2 separate regions of the Homo sapiens genome follow, and region 1 is linked to region 2. A link is a contact called in ENCODE Hi-C or POLR2A ChIA-PET data. All regions are on one chromosome and are shown on one strand. Each heading gives the region's core, a stretch centred on a gene start or an enhancer-like site at or near the end of the contact. The rest is flanking DNA. Distances are from core to core; before and after follow the strand shown.

What was found. A loop is a pair of places that touch in the nucleus more often than their neighbours do. ChIA-PET counts read pairs that join two places held with the same protein, here RNA polymerase II (POLR2A). Pooled maps may share reads with other maps.
Region 1: a loop to region 2 is called in a pooled map, with 4 times the contacts of the local background. The contact joins the promoter of LINC02967 here to the promoter of GGTLC1 in region 2. A Hi-C loop is called at or near these places in 4 of 168 maps with a recorded cell type or tissue (MCF 10A, chondrocyte, endothelial cell of umbilical vein and 1 more), 3 of 37 single-sample maps with no recorded cell type and 13 of 50 pooled maps. POLR2A ChIA-PET finds 5 or more read pairs at or near these places in 1 of 52 experiments (H1).

What each region holds. Positions count from the first base shown.
Region 1 is chr20:24,916,778-24,923,438 of GRCh38, reverse strand. LINC02967 (long intergenic non-protein coding RNA 2967) reads right to left here and starts at 4,875. Exons shown (of 3, transcript XR_001754563.2): 1 at 3,445-4,875. RefSeq lists enhancers at 4,305-4,938, 5,205-5,274 and a silencer at 4,995-5,054.
Region 2 is chr20:23,987,512-23,994,715 of GRCh38, reverse strand. It overlaps GGTLC1 (gamma-glutamyltransferase light chain 1), which reads left to right and starts at 5,937. Exons shown (of 6, transcript NM_178311.3): 1 at 5,937-6,107. LOC107985438 (a long non-coding RNA gene) reads right to left here and starts at 608. Exons shown (of 3, transcript XR_001754556.3): 1 at 589-608; 2 at 1-470. It also overlaps the pseudogene POM121L3P. RefSeq lists an enhancer at 249-968.

The DNA of each region.
Region 1 (6,661 bases), core at 3,626-6,125, 930 kb before region 2:
TTTTTCCTTCATTTCAACTTTGGTGAATCTGACAATTATGTGTCTTGGAGTTGCTCTTCTTGAGGAGTATCTTTGTGGCATTCTCTGTATTTCCTGAATCTGAATGTTGGCCTGCCTTGCTAGACTGGGGAAGTTCTCCTGGATAATATCCTGGAGAGTGTTTTCCAACTTGTTTTCATTCTCCCCGTCACTTTCAGGTACAGCAATCAGACGTAGATTTGGTCTTTTCACATAGTCCCATATTTCTTGGAGGTGTTGTTTGTTTCTTTTTATTCTTTTTTCTCTAAACTTTCCTTCTCACTTCATTTCATTCATTTCATCTTCCATCACTGATACCCTTTCTTCCAGTTGATTCCATCAGCTCCTGAGGCTTCTGCATTCTTCATGTAGTTCTCGAGCCTTTGCTTTCAGCTCCATCAGCTCCTTTAAGGACTTCTCTGCATTGGTTATTCTAGATATCCATTCGTCTATTTTTTTTCAAAGTTTTTAACTTCTTTGCCATTGGTTTGAATTTCCTCCTGTAGGTCAGAGTAGTTTGATCGTCTGAAGCCTTCTTCTCTCATCTCGTCAAAGTCATTCTCCATCCAGCTTTGTTCCATTGCTGGTGAGGAGCTGTGTTCCTTTGGAGGAGGAGAGGCGCTCTGCTTTTTAGAGTTTCCAGTTTTTCTGCTCTGTTTTTTCCCCATCTTTGTGGTTTTATCTACTTTTGTCTTTGATGATGGTGATGTACAGATGGGTTTTTGGTGTGGATGTCCTTTCTGTTTGTTAGTTTTCCTTCTAACAGACAGGACCCTCAGCTGCAGGTCTGCTAGAGTTTGCTAGAGTTCCACTCCAGACCCTGTTTGCCTGGGTATCAGCAGCGGTGGCTGCAGAACAGTGGTGGCTGTAGAACAGCGGATATTGGTGAACTGCAAATGCTGCTGCCTGATCGTTCCTCTGGAAGTTTTGTCTCAGAGGAGTACCCGGCCGTGTGAGGTGTCAGTCTGCCCCTACTGGGGGGTGCTTCCCAGTTAGGCTGCTTGGGGGTCGGGGGTCAGGGACCCACTTGAGGAGGCAGTCTGCCCGTTCTCATATCTCCAGCTTCATGCTGGGAGAACCACTGCTCTCTTCAAAGCTGTCAGACAGGGACATTTAAGTCTGCAGAGATTACTGCTGTCTTTTTGTATGTCTGTGCCCTGCCCCCCAGAGGTGGAGCCTACAGAGGCAGGAAGGCCTCCTTGAGCTGTGTTGGGCTCCACCCAGTTCGAGCTTCCCAGCTGCTTTGTTTACCTAATCAAGCCTGGGCAATGGCAAGCGCCCCTCCCCCAGCCTTGCTACCACCTTGCAGTTTGATCTCAGACTGCTGTGCTAGCAATCAGTGAGACTCCGCAGGCATAGGACCCTCCGAGCCATGTGCGGGATATAATCTCCTGGTGTGCCATTTTTTTAAGCCTGTTGGAAAAGTGCAGTATTAGGGTGGGAGTGACCCGATTTTCCAGGTGCCGTCTGTCACCCCTTTCTCTGACTAGGAAAGGGAACTCCCTGACCCCTTGCACTTCCCGAGTGAGGCAGTGCCTCACCTTGCTTTGGCTCTCGCAGAGTGTGCTGCACCCACTGTCCTGCTCCCACTGTCTGGCACTCCCTAGTGAGATGAACCCGGTACCTCAGATGGAAATGCAGAAATCACCCATCTTCTGCATCGCTCACGCTGGGAGCTGTAGACTGGAGCTGTTTCTCAAGGCTGAGTTTCTTTCCCAGGGCTCCCCTTCCCTTGCCTCTTTGGGGGTACCCCTCTGATTGCTGCAGCTAACAAACAGGTCGGTGTTTCGCCGGGCCTGACGTTCATTCTCTTTGCAATTTTCCTTACAGCTTACTGCATCCCTGTTTACAAACACCTGGTTAGCTACTTCTAATAACTGTGATGTATTCATCCTTGCAAACCCATCCTGTTTCTGCAGTTTTCTTCTAATGTCTTCAGTGCTTTGACTAACTAAAGCCATGTTAATCATGCACTGATTTTCAGGGCTATCAGGATCAAAGGGAGTATGCATACGATAGGCCTCACACAATCTCTCGTAGAATTGTGCTGGACTTTCTTCTTTTCCCTGAATGACCTCAGAGACCTTGTTAACATTTGTGGCCTTCTGGGATCCCCTCTTTAATCCTTCCAAGAGAGCTTCCCTGTATCAGTTTAGCCTTTGCATATCCTCTCTTTCATTTGGGTCCCACTGGGGTTCGGTTCCTGGTAACTGGGTCCTTACATACTCTTGGGGATTTTGGTAATCAGCCAGTGCACGTTCCTCTAGCCACTTAGTTGCTGCTTGGAGCACTCTCCACCTTACATCTGTGTTAAAGAGGAACATGAGCAGCTGGTGGCAATCAGCCCAAGTGGGGTTATGGGTCTGGATAATAGTTTGGAGCAAATCAGTTAGAGCTTGTGGCTTTTCAGTATAGGACGGGGTATTGTTTTTCCAGTTGAGAAGGTCGGCAGAGGTGAAGGGCTGGTATGCAAAAACATGCCTCTCCACAACATGACCATCCTCATCTATCCCAGTATACTGCTGCTCTCTCAGGAGCATTTGTATCCCAGTTTTGGGTCTTAAATGAGCTGCCAAGGGAGGAGTTTCTCCGGAGGCTTCAACTCCTCTCTTGTTTACTCTGGGTGGCCTAAGGATATGTTTGTTTTGTGGAGGTGCAAGCACTGTGGGCTCAAGAGTGGGGAGCCTCTTTCTCTGGTAAGGGGAGGGCACCACTGGGATCACTGGTGCCATCTCCTGCAATGGATCTTCTGATGTTGGGTTGAACAGAACTTCGGGAGTTGATTTCCCTTGGCAGGTGGAGCGGGATCCTTCCTTGGCTATCTGTCCCTTTGCTACTAGCACTGCTGCTGCCTGCCCTTTTAGCCACTGTGGGGGGTCTAGCACCAGCTGTAACCAAGTGTCTATGTACGGGAACTGGTCTGAGTGTCCTGACTTACCAGTTACCATGTGCCATACCTTAGAAACAAGGGATCTGTCCAGGCTTCCTTCTGATGGCCAACCTACTTCTAATGTTGGCCAATCTATTTCACACAAAGTTCTAAGTTTCTCTGATGTCATAGTAACCCCATAGTGTCCATTAAATCCCTTCTTAAAATTTTTCAACATAGTTCCTAGTGGAGTGAGCTTACTTTGTGTCTGACCCATGTTTCCTCGAGACAAAACACCAAGCTCATACCACGCACACCACAGAACAAAGAACGGGTTAAAAGGGCACAAACACACTTTTTCAGTTTACACCAAACAGAATCAAAACCAAAATCAGAGCATCCAGAAATCCAAGCCAGGTCAAAACCAAAACCAAAGTATCAAGCAATTCAAGTCAAGTCAAAAACAAAAACCAAAATGCCAGTACAGGCACACCATGGGTGATCAGGCCACGCTTCCACTCAAATGGAGTGGGGCAAGTTCCAAAGACCAGTCTTACCAAGTTTCAGATGTCCAGACTTAAAGTGCCAGTTCCTTCCTGGTGTTCAGCCACTGCGTTGATCCTCCATGGGGGCCTGCCATACACTGCTCTGATGAGGCGTTCCACAGGGGCAAGTGCCTACCCGGGAACGCTCTCAGGATCCACGTCGCTCGAGCTGGCCGGAGTCCCCCGCAGGGATGCTCCACAGGGCAGGCCTAAGCTGCCTAAGGGGCTGACTCGACCATCCAGTAATCACCTCGCTTCCCGGTCAGGGAACCAAGAAATGTAGCAGGATGAGCCGCAGACAAAACTCCTCAGACCCGGATTAAAGAAGGAAGAGAAGGAAGAGGTTTTTATTCGGCTGGTAGCATCGGCAGACTCAAGTCTTAAGAGCTGAGCTCCCCGAAAAAGAAATTCCTAGCCCTTTTAAGGGCTTACAACTCTAAGGGGTCCACGTGAAAGGGTCATGATAGATCAAGTAAGTGTGAGGAACGTGACTAGGGGCTACATACATCAGCTAACAGAACAAAAAGTTTTGCAGTGCTTTCTCATACAATGTCTGGAATTTACAGATAACACCAGTAGTTTTGGTCAGGGGTTAATATTATTATTATTGTTTTAACCACCAGGGCCAGGTGGCGGCGCCAAGGTCGTCTAGCTATTTATCTTACTTCTGTTTCTTTCCAACTTTTTGCTTTCTCCCTTTTCTACTGTCTTATAAACTAGGGAAAAGGGGAGGTGGGGAAGCTGGGAAGGACAACAGGAGAAGTGGTGGTCTCATTCCATAAGAACACTTAAGATCCTATGTAGCAATGTTCAAGCAGGTGTACACTGTCACTAACTAGAGTCACCACGTTGTACAACAGATCTCTTGAACCAGCTGTGTCTTCATTGAATCCTATCATTTTACAGACAAGGAAACGGGCATGCAGAGAGCAAGAAGTTGCCAGAAGTTACGCAAGGCTGGGGATCAGGCCCCGGCAGCATGGTCCTGGCTCCTGGGTCCTCAAGGCTGTCCGCCTTGTGGGCAAGGACCACTCAGGCCCCTGCTGGGCCCAGGCCTGGGATTGAGTGACCCGTGAACTCTGCCTGCAGACGCCAACTTGCCAGTGGGGTGGGGGTGGCCTCTGGCTGTGGCCTGCGTGTGCCAGGAGACAGAAGGGCATCGCTGATCCAGGAGTGTGCACAAAGTGTGCAGGGCAGGAGTGAGGTGGTCTCAGGAGTCTCATGTGTGCATGAGAGAGACTTTTTCTGTGCAAAAACAATGTATGAAAGAAACACAAAACCTCCTGGGGCAGATTTCCAGAGAAAGAGAGGAGTCAGGGGGAGGTGGCGTTCACTACCTTTCTGTTCTGTTTGCACTCGACTTCTAAAAGTCAGTGGTGGTTTTCTTGCTGCTGGGCTGGAAGATCTTTTTCGGTCTGTGTTTCTCCATGAAGAATGCAATTCAATTTCTCCAGACTGTTGCGAGCCGAAGGAGAGCGTCGGCCACAGGGTGGCGCTGTGATCCCAGCCATGAGCACGGCCCGGCCTGAGCGCATTTTCCAGCTTTCCGTAGGCCCCGGCTGGCTTCCCTCTTCAGCTGTGAGACCTTGGCAGCGCCCCCGCCCCCCTCCCCTGTGCCGGGACCTGCCCCAGTCCCTAGCCTGCTCCGCAGCGGCGGTGGGGACCTCAGTCGCCCTGAGCCCTTTCCGGGAAAATGCAATTTGGGGCATGAGACAGGGCCTCTAAACCGCAAGGCCTTCTGCGATTTCAGTTATGAGTCCGTGGGGAAAATCCTGCAAATAAATCTCCCAGGCTTGGCAGGCCCCTCACCCACCCACCGGGCCTCTGGCGTGGAGAATCTCGGCGTTTGGGGGTTGGAGGGTTCCACTTAACTTAGCTGCACGGGTCACTGCAAAGCTTAGTCCTGGAGCCACCATCCCTTCCATCATTCTCAGACCTTCTGAGGCCAGGGATCGGGACCACGTGGTGGGGGCCTGTGGCCACCAGGTCTGGGATGCTAGCTGGGGGATCCGAGGGTGGGGCCTGGCATCATGGAAGGCTCTTCCTTCACATATCTGGAGTGGCGCTGGCTGCTGGCTGGATCTCGGTGGGCTGGGGTGGGAACGCCTCCACGTGGCCTGCCTGGTGGCCACCTGGGCTTCCTCACAGCCTGGTGGCCGGGCTCTGAGCATGAGAGTTCCCTGGAGCAGCAAGTGGAAGTCATCCTTTTTTATGACTTAGCCTCGAAAGTCACCTAGTATCACTTTTGCCAGAATTGCAGACCCGCTCAGATTCAAGAGATGGGAAACCAAGCAGACCCCACCTCTTGGTGGGACAGTGTCAGGTCCTATCACCAGAAAGCAGATGGGAGGGACGTACTGGTGTGGCACCTTTGGAACGTCATCTGCTCAAGTGTGTCCAGAGAGAATTAAAGTCTAAGCCTCCCAGGAGGGCTCTCGGTTCTTCGGAGAAATGCCATTTCCAGCCTCTCTAGCCCTCACCATTCCCCACTTGCTGGCCACTGGCAACTCTCACCCCTGATACTGACCCAGCCACAGAGCTGCTGCTCACCTGTGTCAGCTGCAGCTCCTCCATGCTGAAAAACAAAGCCAACCAAAACTGGAGAACCCAACTGGAATGGTTTTAAACAGTAAAGGGATTTCTGAAACTCCTACCTGGAGAATCTAGCAGTAAGTGAGCTTCATGAACCTGCGCAGGGGCCGCCTGCTTCCCGCAATGCTGGGCACAGCTGGGGCAGTGGAGACTGTGGTCCTGCAGTGCCCGGTGCAGGAGGGGCCGGCCCATTCCAGCTCATGCAGCGATTCTTCTTGGCCCACTTTGGTTCAGTTGCTTTAGAGGTGGGCAGGGATGGAAGGTGGCTCAGTCAGCGTCTTGTGAAAGACTTATGTTCTATCATTGTGGGAGAAAAGTATCTACCCCTCTCTCTGTCCCACTTTCCCTCCCATGGATATGTATGAAGCTGTGTGTAGCCCCTAAGCTGCTGACAGCCTTTTTGGTACACAGGGGCAGCCAGGCTCAGGAGAAGCTGGAAGGGGGAGAATTGTAGAGACTCAGTCATGACAAACCCCTAGATCGAGCCCACCCTGAAACTCACTTACCACTAGATTTTCCAGGTAGGAGTTCCCATAAATCCCCTTACTGTTTAAGATGATTCCAGTTGAGTTTTCCGGTTTTGCTTTCAGCATGGAGGGACTGTAACTGACACAGATGAGAAGCAGCTCTGTGGCTG
Region 2 (7,204 bases), core at 4,688-7,187:
AGTGATGCTTTTTTGCCTCGGGCCCTGGGTTTGAAGCAGCCTGGCTTTCTCTTGGTAAGTGGCTGGTGTCTTAGCAGCTGCAATCTGAGCTCAGCCACCTACACACCACCGTGGCCGACACTTTCATTAAAAAGTTTCCTGAGACGACTTGCTTGCATGTTGATTTCATGATCAGCGCCGCTGGGAAGGACCCCTGAGCCAGTGGGGTGGGGCTGGAAGCAGCAGGTGCAGTGATGGGGCTGGGTGCCCAGGAGGCCTCAGTGCTCAATCAGGCCAAGGTGGCCAAGCCCAGGCTGCAGGGAAGGCCGGCCTGGGGGTGTGGGTGAGCACAGGCAGGCGCCAGCTGGGCAGTGTTAGGATGCTGGAGCAGCATCCGTAACTCCACTGAGTGGGGTAGTCTGGTTGGGGCAGGGACCGCTGTTGCTTTGGCAGAGAGAGATGATCCCCACTGGGGAGAGGCTGTTCTGACTCTACAGGTGGGACAGGGACAGATGGCCACCAGGGTGACCCAGCTGATCTTCCTTTGCTATGCTAAGCCCTGGGACATGGAGGATTCCCGCCACACACAGCCTGGGCCCGGGTTCTTACCTGTGGCCACCGCTCTGGCATGAGCCCCTCAGTCTTGGGTGGTTTCTGCCTGGTCCGGGATTTGGTGTTGCTGCTGAGTCCAGCCTTTCCACCACCTCCACATGGGCCGTGGGTGTTGTCAGCTGCCTCCCGCCTTGGCTTCAGTAGCTCACCCAGCTTACAGGGGAGCTGCCCTGGGCTGGAGATGGGCACGCACCCTGGGTCCTACTTGAATGAATGCAGCTTGAGGAGACCCGGCCATATCCACTGGGCCACAGGTTACCCTCGGCAATGCCCACATCAGCCGTCAGCCTGAGCCTCCCCAGGAGAGCAAGGCTCACACGACAAAGGCTGCCCATAGCCAATGAGGTGGCTGAGCTTTCTCGGACCTTTCTCGGACTCCCAGGATGTGGCTCTGCTTGTGAGCTGCCTGGTCAGCTCTCTCGGGGTGAGAGGGGCTTGTCACATGGGCCCCTGCCTGCAGTGTGACCCTTCTCAGCTTCTCTCAGCAGCCCTGCCTGCAGAGTGTCACCGCCACCATGATAATTTCCCTGACACTGCGAGGGTGGGGGGACGTCCTGGGTAGAGACCGGGCCCGTGGCAGCAGCAGGCTCAGGGGCGCCCTGCACTGGTGGGCTGGGAACCTGATGGAGACCATGCCAAGGGCTGGACAAGGGGACGAGCCTCCACCCTGGCCTCTCCGCAGGCCTCAGCAGCCCCTCCCACAGGCAGAAGGGTTGACACTGGGTTCTGCCCTCACTGCAAGAGCTGCAAGTGCCACGTGGTGTCCTGCCCAATCTGGTGTCTGCAGGTGAGGAAAGGGCTGCCGCTGGCCTGTTTCTGAGTGTTCAGCACCTAAGGGTGACAGCACTGTCTGTCCCTACCCTCCGGGTCCTGTTTGAAAATCAAACCCATGCTCACAGGCCGATTTTTTTTCTTTTAGAGACAGGGTCTCAGTTTGTCACCCAAGCTGGAGTGCAGTGGTGCGATTATAGCTCAATGCAGCCTCCAATTCCCGGACTCAAGGGACCTTCCTGCCTCAGCCTGCCAAGTAGCTTGGACTATAGCTGTGTGTTTTATTATTATTTTGTAGACATGGGGTCTGGCTATGTTGTCCAGGCTATTCTCAAAATTCCCGGCCTCAAGCAATCCTCCCGCCTCAGCCTCTCAAAGGTTGGGATTACAGGTGTGAGGCAAGGCACCCAGCTCAGCCACAGAGCCCTATTGCATCTCTCTTACTAGGAGCAAGAGCTGACTGCCCCCTCATCCCCATTCCAGAGTGTTGGGGCTGTGTTCAGCTGAGGCCGGGACACTGGCACGGCCCAGGGAGCGGGATCATTCACTGCTGCCCCAAATCTGAGATCATTCCACCTTGACAAGACTTCCTCATCCAATCCCTTTACTTGACAGCTGGGGAAACCAATGCGCACGGAGCACCCCCAGCTCACTTGGGGTCTCAGAGCTCATCCATGAGCAGAGGCTGAGATCCTGGGATCTTGTCCCCCAGCCTCCCTGCAAGCTTACTCCCTTTCTGCTGGAAGAGATGGGGCCGGACCTCGACCAGCAGCCCTGGCCTGGACATGACTGTGCTCATGCAGGTATTGAGGCCAAGATGCCCCGGCATCATATGTTTTTCTTTTCTTTTTTTTTTTTTTTGAGATGATGTCTCACTCTGTCACCCAAGCTGGAGTGCAGTGGCATGATATTGGCTCACTGCAACCTTTGCCTCCCAGTTAAAGTGATTCTCCTGCCTCAGCCTTCCAAGTAGCTGGGCCTACAGGCTTGTACCACCATGCCTGACTAATTTTTGTATTTTTACTAGAGACGGGGTTTCCCCATGTTGGCCAGGCTCGTGTCGAACTCCTGACCTCAGGTAATCCACCTGCCTTGGCCTCCCAAAATGCTAGGATTACAGGCATGAGCCATGGCATCACTTAAATGTAGTGAGAGGCCAGGTATGGTGACTCATGCCTGTAATCCCAGTACTTTGAGAGGACGAGGCTGTCCGATCACCTAAGGTCAGGAGTTCGAGACCAGCCTGGCCAACATGGTGAAACTGTGTCTCTACAAAAAGATAGAAAAAAATATCCCTGCATGGTGGTGAGTACCTGTAGTCCCAGTTACTCAGGAGGCTGAGGCATGAGAATCGCTTAAACCTCGGAGGCGGAGGCTGCAGTGAGCTGAGATGGCGCCACTGCACTCCAGCCTGGGTGACAGAGCAAGACTTTGTCTCTAAATAATTAAATAAATAAATATGGCCGAGCATGGTGCCTTAGACCTGTAGTCCCAACACTTTGCGAGGCTGAGGCAGGTGGCTCATGAGGTCAGGAGCCCGAGACCAGCCTGGCCAAGATGGTGAAACACTGTCTCTACTAAAAATACAAAAATTAGCCAGCTGTGGTGGCAGGCACCTGTAATCCCAGCTACTTGGGACACTGAGGCAGGAGAATCGCTTGAAACTGGAAGTCAGAGGTTGCAGGGAGCCGAGATTGCACCACTGCAGTCTAGCCTGGGCGATGGAGCAAGACTCCATCTCAAATAAATAAATTAATAAATACAGAGCAAGATTCCATCTTAAATAAATAAATAAACATACACCTGTAATCCTAGCACTTCGGGAGGCTAAGACAGGTCGATCACCTGAGGTCAGGAGTTCGAGACCAGCCTGACCAATATGGCAAAACTCCATCTCTACTAAAATTACAAAAATTAGCCGGGCGTTTTGACATGTGCCTGTAGTCCCAGCTACTTGGGAGGCTGAGACAGGAGAATTGCTTGAACCCAGGAGGTGGAGGTTGCAGTGAGCCGAGATCTCGGCTGCACTTCAGCCTGGGTGACAGAGTGAGACTCTGTCTCAAAAGGAATAAATAAAATACAAAATAAAAAAAAAATGTAGTAAGATTGCAGAGTCGTGCCGCGGAAGCGTGCTGGTCCTATCCATGTAGTGAAGGCTGATTTCATACACAAATGTCACAAGAACTTTTTTTTCTTTTTCTTTTTTTTTGAGACGGAGTCTCGCTCTGCCACCCAGGCTGGAGTGCAGTGGCACAATCTCAGCTCACTGCAAGCTCTGCCTCCCGGGTTTATGCCGTTCTCCTGCCTCAGCCTCCCGAGTAGCTGGGACTACAGGCCTGTGCAGCAGATGCTGGGGGGCCACTAGGCCCAGGCAGTCTTGGGACTTGTGTCTCTCCTGCTGTGCATCCATACTGGGTGCTTTAGAAATGGCAGGCAGACCAGAAGCCCCTGTTGCAAGTGAGGACAAAGTGTGGGAAGGCCATGAGGGTCTGCAGTCCTAGATGGCCTTGTCCTCAACCTGCAGTGCACTCTTGATGCGCTGGAATGCCACCTCCTTCTCCCGGTCCAGGTCTTCAGCAGTGACCCGGTACCCCAGCTCTAAGGGAGGAGGCAGCATCAAAGGCTCCCCTCGCCTGCGTGGCAGCAGGGGAAACTTGTGTCTACAGGGCCTAGAGGCCTGGGATCTGGGGAAGCCACCCCTGGGGGCGAGTGTCTGCCCTGGTGCTGTATCTGCCGTCTTTTCACAATGGGTGTGACCCGAAGAGACAGCCTGAGGTCCGTCCTCACTCACTGTGTTTGAGGAACTGAGGGTCAGCTGGCAGTGGGATGAGGCTGGCCCCCTCCTCCGCTTTCGTTCCGGGAGGCCTCCCGTAGAGCTGTAGGAGCTGGAGATGGCCTTTCGTTTGGGGCACGAGCTGGTCCGGGAGGTCTGGGATCTCTGGTTCTGACCTCTGGGCACCTGCTGCAGCTGTGGCTGAGGCCCAGAAATGTGAAGGGCCTCTATCCACTCTAGTAGTGACCCCAACGTGGGGTTCAATGTGGAGGGGGGAGGGGCTGCTGCGGCTGCAGGAGCAGAAGTGCCAGGGCTTGTTCTTCTCATGCCCGCATCCATGCTTGCAGCTGGGAAGGGGGCAGGAATCAGCGAGGTGACCTGGGCTGAGTCCTGGGAGTGGGAAGAGGTGGCAGGAAGGGGATCTGAGGAGGAGAACAGGGGGCCTGGTGGTCTGTGCTTCTTCCCAGACATGGGAGCTGTAGAGGGGACCTCTGCAGCAGGTGCTAGGGGGGCCAGTAGGCCCAGGCAGTCTTGGGACTTGTGTCTCTCCTGCTGTGCATCCATACTGGGTGCTTTAGAAACGGCAGGCAGACCAGAAGTCCCTGTTGCAAGTGAGGACAAAGTGTGGGAAGGCCGTGAGAGTCTGCAGTCCGAGATGGCCTTGTCCTCAACCTGCAGTGCACTATTGATGCGCTGGAATGCTGCCTCCTTCTCCCGGTCCAGGTCTTCAACAGTGACCCGGTACCCCAGCTCTAAGGGAGGTGGCAGCATCAAAGGCTCCCCTCGCCTGCATGGCAGCAGGGGAAACTTGTGTATACTGGGCCTAGAGGCCTCGGATATGGAGGAGTCATTCCTGAGGGTGAGTGTCTGCCCTGGTGCTATATCTGCTGCCTTTTCACACTGGGTGTGACCCGAAGAGACAGCCTGAAGCCTGTCCTCACCCACTGTCTTTGAGGAACTGAGGGTCAGCTGGCTGTGGGATGAGGCTGGTCCCCTCCTCCGCTTTAGCCCCGGCAAGCCTCCCGTGGAGCTGCAGGAGCTGGAGATGGCATTTCGTTTGGTGCAGGAGCTCGTCCAGGAGGTCTGGGATGTCTGGTTATATCTGATTTCTCACCTCTGGGTATGGAGGTCTGTCTGCAGAGGCCCGGGCCCGGGCACAAAGGGAGAGAGAGGCCTCCATTGTCCCGCAGGGGCCGAAATGCAGACCGTGCATCCCCGGTGACCTCGGGGACCCTTCTCTGATCATCAGGATTCTCTTGGACTCTAGGGTCCTTGTCCTGCTCAGGCATCCCTGCCCCGCTCTCCTTGAGGGCCCTCAACACTGTCTTCCCTGGACACAAGTCTGGGGACAGCCGGGTGTTTTGGACACCAAAGGGGTGACTCCCGGCTCCTGGGCCCCACAGAGAGTCCTTGTGCTCAGTGGAGTGGCTGAGCTGGAGGACGCCCTGGAACTCAGAGCACACAGCACTGGCTTGCTGTGGTACCTGTGCAATCAAATTGAAAGCAGGATCCCAGGAAGGAACGCAGGGCTTGCAGGATCACGGAAAACCTTCTTAGAGTTGTCTTGACACCACTGATGTCAAGTGTCCGGGTGCTTGTAGGATGGCCTGCCACTCAGTCCACAGGCAGGAGCAACGGGGAGATCCCACAAGCAAAGTGAACTGGGGGATGGGCTGAACCGGCTCCAGGCAACTGAGCCCTACTGGCAGGTCCTAGGCCTGGGCCCGAACAGGAAGGAGGGGCACAGAGTGCCCAGGTAACCGCTCCTGGGAGCCCTGGGGAACCGTCGGTTGCTTGAACTCTCGAGAGCTGGGCTCTGCGTCCTCGTCCAGCCGCCAACTCGGCCAAAGGCGAAGCCAGCAGTTTCTTCTGCTGCCGGGCAACGCGCCTTTTAAACCTGAGGGAGTGGGCGCGTGAGCACTTAATGGCGCCGGTGACAGAGTGAGCTTAACGGATTAATAAGCGCAGCCAGGTACCCGCGCAAGGCACTTGCTGGCAATGGCGGGAGGCGGACGTGGGGGGTCATGCAATAGGTACTGGAAGGAGAGACACGGGCACAAAGGTCGCGGGAGGAACAGGTGCCCACAATGGCGGCAGATCTGCCCGTGGATCACTGAAGATTCCTGCTCTCCTGCTGAGGTGGAGATTGCAGTGAGCTGAGATCGCGCCATTGCACTCCAGCCTGGGCAACAAGTGCAAAACTCAGTCTCCAAATAAAGAAAAAGAAAAAAAAGAGGCCGGGCGTGGTGGCTTATGCCTATAATCCTAGCACTTTGGGAGGTCGGAGCGGACGGATCACGAGCTCAGGAGTTGGAGACCAGCCTGGCCAACATAGCGAAACCCCGTCTCTAGTAAAAATACAAATTTAGTCAGACATGGTGGCATGCGCCTGTAGTCCCAGCTACTCCGGCGGTTGAGACACAAGAATCACTTGAACCCGGGGGTGGGGAAGGGATTGTGATGTGCCGAGATCACGCCACTGCACTCCAGCCTGGGCAACAGAGCCAGACTCTTTTTTTTTTTTTTTTTTTTTTTGAGATGGAGTCTCCCTCTGTCGCCCAGCCTGGATTCCAGTGGCCTGATCTCGGCTCACCGCAAGCTCCGCCTACCGGGTTCACGCCATTCTCCTGCCTCAGCCTCTGGAGTTGGGACTACAGGCGCCCGCCACCACACCCGGCTAATTTTTTGTATTTTTAGTAGAGACGGGGTTTCACTGTGTTAGCCAGGATGGTCTCGATCTCCTGACGTCGTGATCCGCCCTCCCAAAGTGCTGGGATTACAGGCCTCGGCCTCCCAAAGTGCTGGGATTACAGCCGTGAGCCACCGCGCCCGGTGTTGAAACTCCCTTGAGGCATTTTCTTCGGCCTTCGGGTCCATCCTCTCTGTCTCCTCCTTGACCTCCTCATCTCCTCCTCGCCACTGCCTTGGGGACCTTGGCCAGGCTCATGGCATCCAGCAGCCACTCAATGTCAATACCTCCATGTTCATCTCTCAGCCCGCCCTTGCCCGTGAACCCATGCTTATTTATTTATTTTTTTTATACGTGCACCCATGCTCTTCAGGTCTGAT